Linked DNA regions of Homo sapiens: region 1 is linked to region 2. Evidence: chromatin contacts called from ENCODE Hi-C or POLR2A ChIA-PET data. All regions are on one chromosome and are shown on one strand. The core of a region is the stretch at or near the end of the contact, and the rest is flanking DNA. Distances in the headings are between cores, read along the strand shown. Region 1 holds the start of WDR48 (WD repeat domain 48). Region 2 holds the start of VILL (villin like).

The links. A loop is a pair of places that touch in the nucleus more often than their neighbours do. ChIA-PET counts read pairs that join two places held with the same protein, here RNA polymerase II (POLR2A). Pooled maps may share reads with other maps.
Region 1: a loop to region 2 is called in a pooled map, with 3 times the contacts of the local background. The contact joins the promoter of WDR48 here to the promoter of VILL in region 2. A Hi-C loop is called at or near these places in 1 of 168 maps with a recorded cell type or tissue (CD4-positive, alpha-beta T cell), 3 of 37 single-sample maps with no recorded cell type and 9 of 50 pooled maps. POLR2A ChIA-PET finds 5 or more read pairs at or near these places in 2 of 52 experiments (WTC11 and naive thymus-derived CD8-positive, alpha-beta T cell).

Annotation. Positions count from the first base shown.
Region 1 is chr3:39,050,602-39,056,093 of GRCh38, reverse strand. It overlaps WDR48 (WD repeat domain 48), which reads right to left and starts at 4,078. Exons shown (of 19, transcript NM_020839.4): 1 at 4,021-4,078. The coding sequence starts at 4,068. SCN11A (sodium voltage-gated channel alpha subunit 11) reads left to right here and starts at 4,150. Exons shown (of 30, transcript NM_001349253.2): 1 at 4,150-4,233. RefSeq lists a silencer at 3,875-3,974 and enhancers at 4,015-4,204, 4,225-4,274, 4,285-4,374, 4,045-4,917.
Region 2 is chr3:37,988,064-37,993,612 of GRCh38, reverse strand. VILL (villin like) reads right to left here and starts at 2,827. Exons shown (of 20, transcript NM_015873.4): 1 at 2,784-2,827; 2 at 1-26. RefSeq lists an enhancer at 521-815.

The DNA.
Region 1 (5,492 bases), core at 2,829-5,328, 1.1 Mb before region 2:
CATGTCACCTTAAAAACTTGTTATCTGCATCCATTAAAGTACAGAGAAAAAATTTAAAATGTCTGGCTATAGAAAAATAGAGGAAAATGGATTTAATTCTTTCAACGAATATTAACTAGGCACCCACTTGTTGCCTGGCACTATTCTAAATGCTGAGGATACGGTAGTGAGCACAAAAGTCCTCTTGGCATTTAGCTGGGGAAAGAGCTTAACTAGAAGTGGCAGCAAGTTAAGCGAAGTATTTTTTTTCCCCAAGCACTGTGAAGCACTGAAGGAAGAGGCCATAACAGGAGGAAAAATGGAGGCACAGAGAGCCAATCAACAGACTCAGGTTGCTGGAAAATCATACCACCAAGGGACTGCTAAGGATGGAAAAGACTTGCTTTGATATCCTGGTTACCAGAGAAAATGCTACATCATGTATCTGAATTCACATATTTGATTATGTTTCTGACAGTCACAAATCCATCCCTCTTCCCTCGTATCTCTAGTTTTCCTAGAAGTTGAAGATGGTAGGACATGGACTCATTTAAAATTATGTCTACAATTAATATGCAGTATGTTTGGACCCCTCTCCACTGATTTTAAGTATCATTTTATTTTATTTTTGAGATGGAGTCTCGCTCTGTCACCCAGGCTGGAGTGCACTGGTACAATCTCGGCCCACTGCAACCTCCGCCTCCTGGGTTCAAGCGATTCCCCTGTCTCAGCCTCCCAAGTACCTGGGATTACAGGCATGCGCCACCATGCCGGCAATTTTTATATTTTTAGTAGAGACGGGATTTCGCCATGTTGGCCAGGCTGGTCTCGAACTCCTGACCTCAAGTGATCTGCCCACCTTGGCCTCCCAAAGTGCTGGGATTACAGGCATGAGCCACCACGCCTGGCCTCCACTGATTATTTAGCAATATTTTTAAGTCTCAAGGGTTTGTCTTGGCCTACAACTTGACAAGGAGCTCAGGGCTACTGTCTCGTGGTCTGAGACAGTCAGGAGACAAAGTATATTTACTCCAAGTACCCATGTATGCTTTTTCCAAGATGAGAAGTTTTCTTTTTGATGTATAAGAGCAAATAATGTGGTAAAAAGTTCAAAAATACAAAGTTGTGCATATTTCAAACTAAAAGATATCCCATGTCCTGTCTTATCTATAATCACACAATCTATTCCCAAAGGGATAATCACTGCTATTACCCTTCCTGACTTTTAAAATGCATATTTCCTTTGTGGAAATGGGAATATGCCATGTTGACTTGCTTTTTTGACTCTCTCTCTCTTTGAGGCCTCCCTGGAAGACGAGCAGATCCTAGCACCATATTTCCTGTAAAGCCTGCAGAACTATGAGCCAATTATGCCTCTTTTCTTTATAAATGAGCCAGTCTCAGGTATTTCTTTATAGCAATTCAAGAATGGCTTCACACAACACCCTTGCATAAGTAGGGACAGATACATGCATATGCAATTTTGTAGAATATATTTTTAGATAAGGAATTCTGGGCTAAAGGGAATGTTTATTTAAAAATTTGACAAAGCAAGACACAAAACAGTGAATACTATGGCTCCATTTATAGCAAAAAAATATGTTAAGTCAGGTACACAAACAGCAAGAGGTATAGAACAGCGGTTCTCAACCAGCGGCAATTTTGCCCTTGAGGGGACATTTGAAAATGTCTGGAGACATTTTTAGTTGTCACAACTGGGGAGATGCTACTACATCTAGTTGGTAGAAGCCAGGGATGATGCCAAAGAACCTGTGATGCATAGGACAGCTCCCTCCCTCAGACACAGCGAAGAATTATCCAGATGAAATTTCAAGAATGTTCAGGTTGATAAACTCTGGTCTAGGATTAAAACATGACATTGCCCGCAGTAGCTTTCTTGGAAGCATGGAGGGCAACTCTAATTTATGTTTTTGTTTGTTGGGATTTTTACAATGAACACGCATTAGTTTAAAAAACACCTCATAGACAATGATGGTTCAGATGAAATCAATCCCTGTGGCTTCTCAGGCTGCTTCTATACCTTAGGGACAAATTCCGAAAGTTCCCTGAATCTTCTCTTCAGCAGGTTAATCTAAGACAGCTCTTTCAAAAGTTCTTCATAGGAAATAATTTCAAGTCAGTTCACCAATCTGATTGCTACCTATGAAGAACAAGGTCCTAAGTGCTGAACACCAAACTCTAATTTTGTACTTTGACCAGTGAAAAGTGGAATTATCTATCACCTGCCTCATTCTACGTGCACTGGCTCACATTCAGCCTATTGGAACACTGTTTTTCCAAACCTGCTGCAGTTAATTTACATTTTCTCCATCCCATACTAGTACAATTGCCTTGTAAGTCTTTTTAAAATATATATACTTTATTGCATGCATTTTGGGAGTGGGCAGGCCTGGGAAGGAAGCAAGCAGGGAACACACTGCAGTAATAGGAGTTTTAAGTCTTAATGCAATAAACTGAAAGGCCTGATTAACTACCCTTACTCTCCTAAGATGTACACCACCATAGAGTCTATAATACAATCGGGTTACTTTTTGAGTTATATTTCAGTCCCAAGGAGACATTCTCACTACCTGCCTTGGATGCTGGTGATACTTAAATCCTATCACTAATGCACTGAAAAACACCTAATAGGGTGAGTTTAGACTTATTAATTTCACTCATTTCAACAAACATCCAGTGAGTGCTTAAGACACTGTACTGATCAGTGAGATCAATAAAACCAAGATGTGAACTAATCAGAAGACTTTATGGCCTACCACCTTCTGCTGGGATTACCTTACTGAAGGACCCCTTCATCTAACTACCTTTATCTGACACTTGATTTCAACCCGCAGAACTCCATATAATGCTGTGTTTTATAAAGAAAGCCTAGGTGTTAATTATTTCTACACCCTTTCAATCCCTTTTCCCCTTTGGGGGCCACCCTAAGTGCTAGGTAAATGTTTAATGAATAAATGCACCAAACTGCCACTACCACATACAATATACCTGCAGGCAAACACCTGTAAGAGGGCTTTTATTCCCTGCATCACTGAAAATATTAAGTGGCAATAACTATTTTTTAATATTATTATTATACTTTAAGTTCTAGGATATATGTGCACAACGTGCAGGTTTGTTACATAGGTATACGTGTGCCATGCTGGTTTGCTGTACCCATCAACTCGTCATTTACATTAGGTATTTCTCCTAATGCTATCCCTCCCCTAGCGCCCCCAGCCCCCGACAGGCCCCGGTGTGTGATGTTCCCCGAAGTGGCAGTAACTCTTAAGCGTAACCGCAAACAAAAGTGAATTCACAAAGGCATAAGGCACAAGACACACACGGTAAGATTAGACAACTCTTTACCACATGGACAATAAATTACACAAACAATAAAGACAGATTCAGCGATGCACACTTAAGATGAAGAAATGGTGAAGAGGAACTTAAATACCAAAACAATTAAAATTATAATTTCCCCACGCACATTCTTATGTCACTTAAACCTACCCAGGGGACAGCTCCCACATAAGAGAGGGCTGGGGGCTCCCAAGTGCGGAATCCTCAGCAGAAACCCCGCAGGGCCGTTGGCGCTCCGCCGCCTCGCCACGCCCCCGCACAAGCCGCTCACTCCTCCAACGCCCACCCCCCTGGGAAACCCCTGGAGGCCTCGGCTCCGACGCAGCGAGGGCAGAGCGCTTCGAAGAAAGACAGGGCAAGGGGGAGGCAAGTGGGCGGGGAACGAGCCTATCCCGACCCCGCAAGTCCACTCCTACAGAAGAGCGGCGACAAGCAATCCCGGGCTCAGAATGCCGCCCACGAGGGTCCCGGGCCTGGGCCCCAAGGGCCAAGCAAGCCGACCCCCGCCCCTTCCTCAAGCCGTTAGCGCCGCGGCCCCACCCCTCGTGGCCGGCCGCGCCCCGCCCCGTTCGCCCCATGCCGCTACCCCAGCTGGTCGTGGCGCCGGGCACCTTCTAGCTGGAGTGGGCCCGGAGCTGCCGGCCGCGTCCGGAAGACCGAGGAACCGGGCTTCCATACCTGCACTTTCCTCCGCCCTGCTGTGTTCTGCCGGTGATGGGCCGCCATCTTGCATGTTGACACTCCGACGTCACTTCCGGAGGTGGCTCAGAGCGGGAGGATGTCCTGCCCCTTTCCCTTTGGCCAAGGGTTAGTGGCGGGGCTGAAGGTAAACAGGCTGTTGTGTTTCCTCGGTGCTGTTAGTTGCTGTGTGGCCGGTAGCCATGTGATGAGGTAGATGCACCTAAAAACAAAACCACTGTGCAAGTATAATGCTGATGGGGAGAGAGCCACTTTTCAGGGCTGAGGGAGCAACACGAATTCACTTGTGTGGTCCTAGACCCTGGCTTGCGCTCTTTTCCGCGCCCTCCCCGAGAGGCCCAAGCAAAACGAAAGCACTGAAAGAATTAACAGTGCTAGACATGGCGCTGGACCATCTCCTGACCTTTCCTAGGCAGGCAGGAGAACCAAGTGAACCAAGTGATTTACTGTTAAGTACCTAAAAATGCGGAGAATTATGTCGTGGCCTCAAAGGGGGAGAGATAGAAGTCCTTGCAAAGGAGGTGGCCTCCATCTTCAGGGGGAGCAAAGAATCCGTTTAAATTAAAAGGATAAAAAGTGGGGCCATAAAAGAACGAGATCATGTCCTTTGTAGGGACATGATGGAGCTGGAGGCCCTTATCCTTAAGCAAACTAACAAAGGAACAGAAAACCAAATACCGCACGTTCTCACTTATAAGTGGGAGCTAAATGATGAGAACACATGGACACAAAAGAGGGGGACAACACACACTGGGGCCTTTCGGAGGGTGGAGGGTGGGAGGAGGGCGAGGATCAGGAAAAATAACTAATGGGTACTAGGCTTAATACCTGGGTGACAAAATAGCCTGTACAACAAACACCCGTGACACAAGTTTACCTATATAACAAACCTGCACTTGTACCCCTGAACTTAAAAGTTTAAAAAAAAAAAACAAGACAAAAAGATGTTATAGGAAGGCGAAAACGGTACACCAGCTAAAATTGTTCCCAGAGACAATTCTAGTTTAAATCATCTCTTATACTGGAACAGTTAGGTTTGACTTAAGGTGGTTTTCCTGACCACTAATTATAAGAGCTGAGGGTGATCAGACCCTCTCTAGTGAAAGTGAATCCTATAGAACTACACTGTGGGATATAGCATATGATGTATCTGCTAGTCATTTGTGGCTCTTGAGCACTTGAAATATAGCTAGTTCCAGTTGAGATATGTAATTGTAAACTACCCCCAAATTTCAAAGACTAGTTTGAAGAAAAGAATGTAAAATATCTCATTAATAATTTTTTGTATTGATTTCATGTTGAAATGATGTTTGGGGGTATATTAGGCTAAATAAAATTTATTAATTTTGTCATGGATATTAGAATATTTAAAATTACATATGTGGTCACAAATTTCTGTTGCATAGTGCTAGTATATAAGTAATGCTTAGAAAAGTTGTCTTGACAAATAC
Region 2 (5,549 bases), core at 1,578-4,077:
AGACCGACACCTGGCTACCTGTACAACTTCATTATAGAACATGACTTTTATTAGGAGGGCTCTGTAAACACACAAATGTCAGCACACAGACTATGAAGACTCAGATTCTGCAGCAAGTGACAGGCTCAGCTGATATGAGTGGGTTGGGCAGATTAGGCATAAACACTTGACAATTTTTTTTTCCAGTTTTTTCGAGACAGGGTCTTGCTCTGCCACCCTAGCCTGCAGTGCATGATTCGAACACACTTCACTGCAACCTCCACCTTCTGGGTTCAAGTGATCTTCCCGCTTCAGCTGACAAATTCTTGAAACAGAGCTGAACTCTGTATAAACACAGGCTCTGCAAACAGCCACAGGCTCTGCAAATAGCGATTTAGCTTGCTCGAGTCTGTGCTCTGTGGTTCTGCGCGTGCAGAGAGGGAGAGAATGAGAGGGCAGTGAATGACAGTGACATGGAATGAGAAGTACCTGGGGGAAGGAAGGGACCCTCACTTCTGTCGATTTTGTTATGTCTTGGCACTTCATATTCAATTACCTGAGGCTTCCCTGCACCACTCCTTCAGAAACCTGTGTGTGAGGTTTGGTCCAAAAGTCACTTCTTTCTGAATCTCTCACTCAGGGTGACCCTGGTGTGTTAGTCCTTCCCTCCTCCCCCTCCACTCCCACTGTGTCTTATCAATAGCAGGAACACCCTTGGCTCCAGGCAGAACAAGGTGAGGGGACAGAGTTACAGAATCAGGTGTGGCACAATAGGTGTCATAGAGTGGCTCACATTCCTTACACCTTTGTCAGGGCCCCTGGTTTGGCCCTGGTGAGTTCACAGTACACTGTGGCAACACCCAACATGTAGCCAAAGAAATGTGGGAGCGGAGGAGGCTGTGGGGCAGGGGAGCAGGGGCAGAGTGGGCTGTCCTTCTAGGGGGTTAGAGCTGGGTCCGTCACAGCTCACAGCTCCTCCCGACACCCTATGGAAACCATAGGATGGTTGTTGGCTATGGTCTCCCTCACCAGAGCAGCAGATTCCTGAAGGCAGGGGTTTGTCTTGTTGTTTACTGTGGGATCCCAGCTGCCCGGCCCCCAGCAGGTACTCAGTAAGTACTTGTTGAATGAGTGAAGTGTGCTGCCCTGCGACTGGACTGAGTGAAAATGAATAGAGAAGGGAGCCGTCCGTGCACCCTAATTGCCCCAAGAACTGTTGCCACAGTTGATGGCCTGTTGGTGTGACAATGACATGAGTGACAGGCAGACATAGTGGCCATGAAAAGGTGATCTCAAGCAACAGAAAACGTGAGGACATTGGGTGACAAGCAGGATGTCCACCAGTGGTGGCCCCGTAGAAGGACACTGAGTAATAGGCAGAAATAGTGACCAGTGACAGTTACCAGAGGCCCAGGCAGGCAGTGACCAGAGGTGCAGACAGAAACTGTGAGCTGTAGCTCATGGAAGAGTACAACATGGTGACAGAGTGCCAGAAAGACTACTGGATGGCCTCAGAACAGTGTCAACCAGGGCACATGGGGGACTGGAAAGTCAAACTGGCAGCCAAAAAGTTGGGACTCGGCTGGTGTCACTGGGAGAGGCAGCATCGCCCCCAGGGGTCCGGGAGCCCGTCTGATATCCAGCCCCAGCCCGTAGAGCCAAGCCCTCAGCTGCCAGGGCTGAGGTCGCACTCGCATGGCACCTGTGTTCATTCTCTTTCACCTGGACTCCAGGGAGGAATGGGTGCTCAAAGATTGGGGGCCTCCTCCCTCCCCACAGTGCCACCTCCAGCCTCCCAAGCCCTCCTGCCCTCTTTCCTCAGGGGAACCCCCCACAGTGCCCCCTCCAGCCTCCCAAACCCTCCTGCCCTCTTTCCTCTGGGGAACTCCCTTTCACCACCTTCCCAAGTGGGAACCCTCCTATCCCTGGTCCTCTCCCTTCTCCTAGAAGCCCTCCTTCTCTTCCCTGGGGGTGCACTTCCTCCACTCAGGGCCCCTTTCTCTTCCGGATGCCCAATTCCTTCCCTGGTTTCCCTTTCTCTCCCCATGCCCCACGCCTCCGCTTTTCCAGGGTTTCCCTCTGTCCCCACTGGGTGCCCCTGCCTCCCCCTGGTTCTTCTTTCTCCCCTCTGATTTCCCCTCTCCCCTGGGATCCTTCCCTTTTTCTCCCATTTTTCCTCCCCAGGCACCTCCTCCTTTCCTGGTTCCCTGTCTTCCCCTACACCCCTCCCTCTCTCCCTCCCCACCCTCCTCCCCAGGTCTTTCCTTCTCTTCCCCAGGCTCCCCTCTCTTTCCCGGGGCACTCCCTACCCGCTTCACACACCCCCTCTTCTCTCCCCCTGCCCCTCGTGTCCCTGGGTGCCTCCTCTCTCCTCGCTTTCTCCCTCCTCCAGTGCCTCTTTCTCTCCCTACAGGAGCCCTTCCTTCTTTTGTGGGTACCTTTGAAGGGAGCCCGAGATTACCTTGCTCAGTTTCCATGGAGCAGGGAGTGGTGCCGCCCTCTAGAGTGAGGGGAAAGGAGGATGGGGCCAGGGTTGGGGGCAGGCACACTGAATTTGTGGGCCACGGACTTCCCTGCCCATCTACAAAATCTGCCACTTTCTTCCCCTTGGGCTGCCGGCCACAGCTGCCCTGCCCCATCAGTGTTTTCACCTGCTGGGCTGCTGCCGCCTCCCAATTCTGCCGCGGAGGCTCTGTGGCCCTGAGCCCTGGGACCCTATGCTCTATGCCCTTGACTTGAATAGCCCACTCTGCCCCACTGGTTCCCTGGAAACCCCCGCCCCCCAACTCTCTGCCCAGGCCTACCTGCTGGAAACTGCTCCCGCGCCTTCGCCCTGCCTGTGGGCAGTGCTAGGCCTGGCACGGGGCCAGTCTCTGCCTCCCTACTCCTGGTCCCCACCACTGTAACTCAATCCTAGCTCCTGCCCTGCAGGACACACCCCACCACACAGTGCTCAGCGGGCTAGGCATTCACTTAGTCAGCCAGTCAACAAATATCGAGCAAGCCGTCGGGACCAGCGCCCTCCCCAGGGCTATGGTTAAGTCTCCCAGGTCTCACTGCCTGGGTACCAGTGGCCAGAGAGAGCAGGGGATGGAGGCCTGGACTGGGCTAAGAGGTGGGGTGTGGAAGATACTGGGATTTCCTTCTCTGGAGTACTAGATGGGCCCCTGATCCCTCACCCGGAGTGGTGGGCTCCGCCTGGACCAAGAGGGCCAGGCCACTCCAGCAAACTTTAGGAGGAAGTAGGACCAAGGCTGGGGGCTGTGGGGTCAGGCTCTGTGAGACCCAGCTCACTTCAGGAGGGGAAGGTGGTCAGGGCTCCCTCTAGATATTTCTGCTGTCCCTACCCAAATGTGAGCTCACTGCCTGGCACAGCCCTCCTCAGGGAACCCTGATACCCATCATGGGAGAGGCCAGTCCAGCTCTTGCAGCGAAGACACCTCTCCCTCACCTCAGCTGCCACTCCACTGCCACTCTCTCTCTCTCACTGTGGGGTGGAGGGGCTGCAAACAGAGCCTTCCAGAAACTCCAGGGGCACAACCTCCTCTTGGCGGCTTAGGGCCTCAGTCCCAGCCAAGGCCCAGCCAGCGTGGGCCATCCCATCAAAGCCACGCTGCTAAAGCCTGCCCACTGCCCAAGACCCTCTCCCTGTGTTCAGTCTTCACCCCACAAAGGTCTCTGTTACAGGGGTCTGGGGACTTGGGGACTCGGGGGCAGTCTGTGTCCAGCAAGACCTACAGCTAGTGTGTGACTGTGTTTAACAGACACAATGCAGGGTCCCTGTGTGTGAAGGGATGCCTGTGTCACAGGCATTTGGCTCGTCCCCATGTGTGCCATTGCCTGTCCGACCTCATGTGTGTGCCTGTATCCTGGCATGTCTGTCTGATCCCCACTTGGGACAGGGACCCTGTCTGTGACAGTGGCAGTGTGTCCACTGTACCTGTGCATACCCGTTTCCCTGTCCCTTTTTGTCTCTGTGCCCAGGAAGACTCTGTGTCCTCACTTCTTCCCACCGACTCTTCCCCCATCTCCCCTCAGCCCACCCGCTCTGTTTGTTCTTGAATTCCCTGGCAATGGCTCTTTCCTAAGTCACCAATGCCCGCTGTCAACCAAGCGGCAGTCAGTTCAGTCACCATTGTTCCTTCCCCTCTCACTCCACCTGTCTCCTTCAGGCCTCTAAATGGCAGCAGGAGCAGAGCTTGGGCCTTCACTCCTGTTTGTTTTCCAGTTTCCTTCCCAGTTCCAGTCTGAAGGCTGCAAATAGCATGGAAACGCCAGTGTCTCCCTGACCCAACTCCCCCGAACCTTGCCCCGGCCTAAGTCTCCATCTTCCGTCTGTCACATCTCTCCCAGCACGTTTGGTCTCACATTTAACATCGCCTCAGGCCCCTCCCAGATCTACCCTCTCTGAGCCCCAGGAACACGTTCAGTGTGAACATCCAGAGGGTGCTTAGGCCCCAAACCTGGAGTTGCCCTGATTTCTCTCTCCCGCAAGCCACTGGCCCGTCGGCAGCTGGTTCATGGTGGATCCTGGGCCTGGCCCTCCCTCTCACGCCTCCTGCCTGCTCCGGAGCCAGCCTCCCTCTGTGTCTCTGGGTCTGCCTGGCCGCTACGACCATCCTACCACAGTAGCCAGAGGGATCTTTTTTCCTAAGATTTAAAAAAATTGTGGTAAAATATAAAAAATCTTTTTTTCACAAGATTTAAAAAATTGTAGTAAAATATACTTAAAATTTACCATTGTATCCCCTTTTTATTTATGTATTTATTTGAGACAGAGTTTTGCTCTTGTTGCCGAGGCTGGAGTGCAATGGCATGATCTTGGCTCACTGCAGCCTCCGCCTCCCGGGTTCAAGTGATTCTCCTGCCTCAGTCCCCTGAGTAGCTGGGATTACAGGCATGCACCACCACACCCGGCTAATTTTGTATTTTTGGTAGAGACGGGGTTTCACTATGTTGGTCAGGCTGGTTGCGAACTCCTGACCTCCAGCGATCCACCGGCCTCAGCCTCCCAAAGTGTTGGGATTACAGGCGTAAGCCACCACGCCCGGCCTGTATCCACTTTTAAGTATACGGTTCTGTGGTGTTAAGGACACTCATATTGTTGTGCAACCACTGCCACCATTTCCAGAACTCTTTCATCTTACAAAACGGAAACTCTGCAACTCTGCACCCATTAAACATAGACTCCCCATTGCCCCCAGCCCCTTGCAACCACCATTCTATTTTCTATGATTTTGACTAACTAGAGGGAAAATTCAACCTCAGAATTTAACCATAAACCCGCTCACATCACCCCCCTCCCCAAACCTTCCAGTGGCTTCCACTAAAACTGGGATGAAACTCTCAATGGCCGTTCCCGGCTGCCTCTCCCATCACTCTCCCCATGGCTTACTGTGTTCTGGCAATATGATTCCTTGTGTCCCTTGAAGACGCCCAGGTCGTTGTCTGCAGACCTTTGCACTGCAGGCTTCTCTGCCTGGAAGCCCCACTCTCTATATTCCCGTAGCTGCTCCTTTACTGCATTTAGGTCCCAGCCAAAATGGCAGCCCCACAGAGGGCCCTTCCCG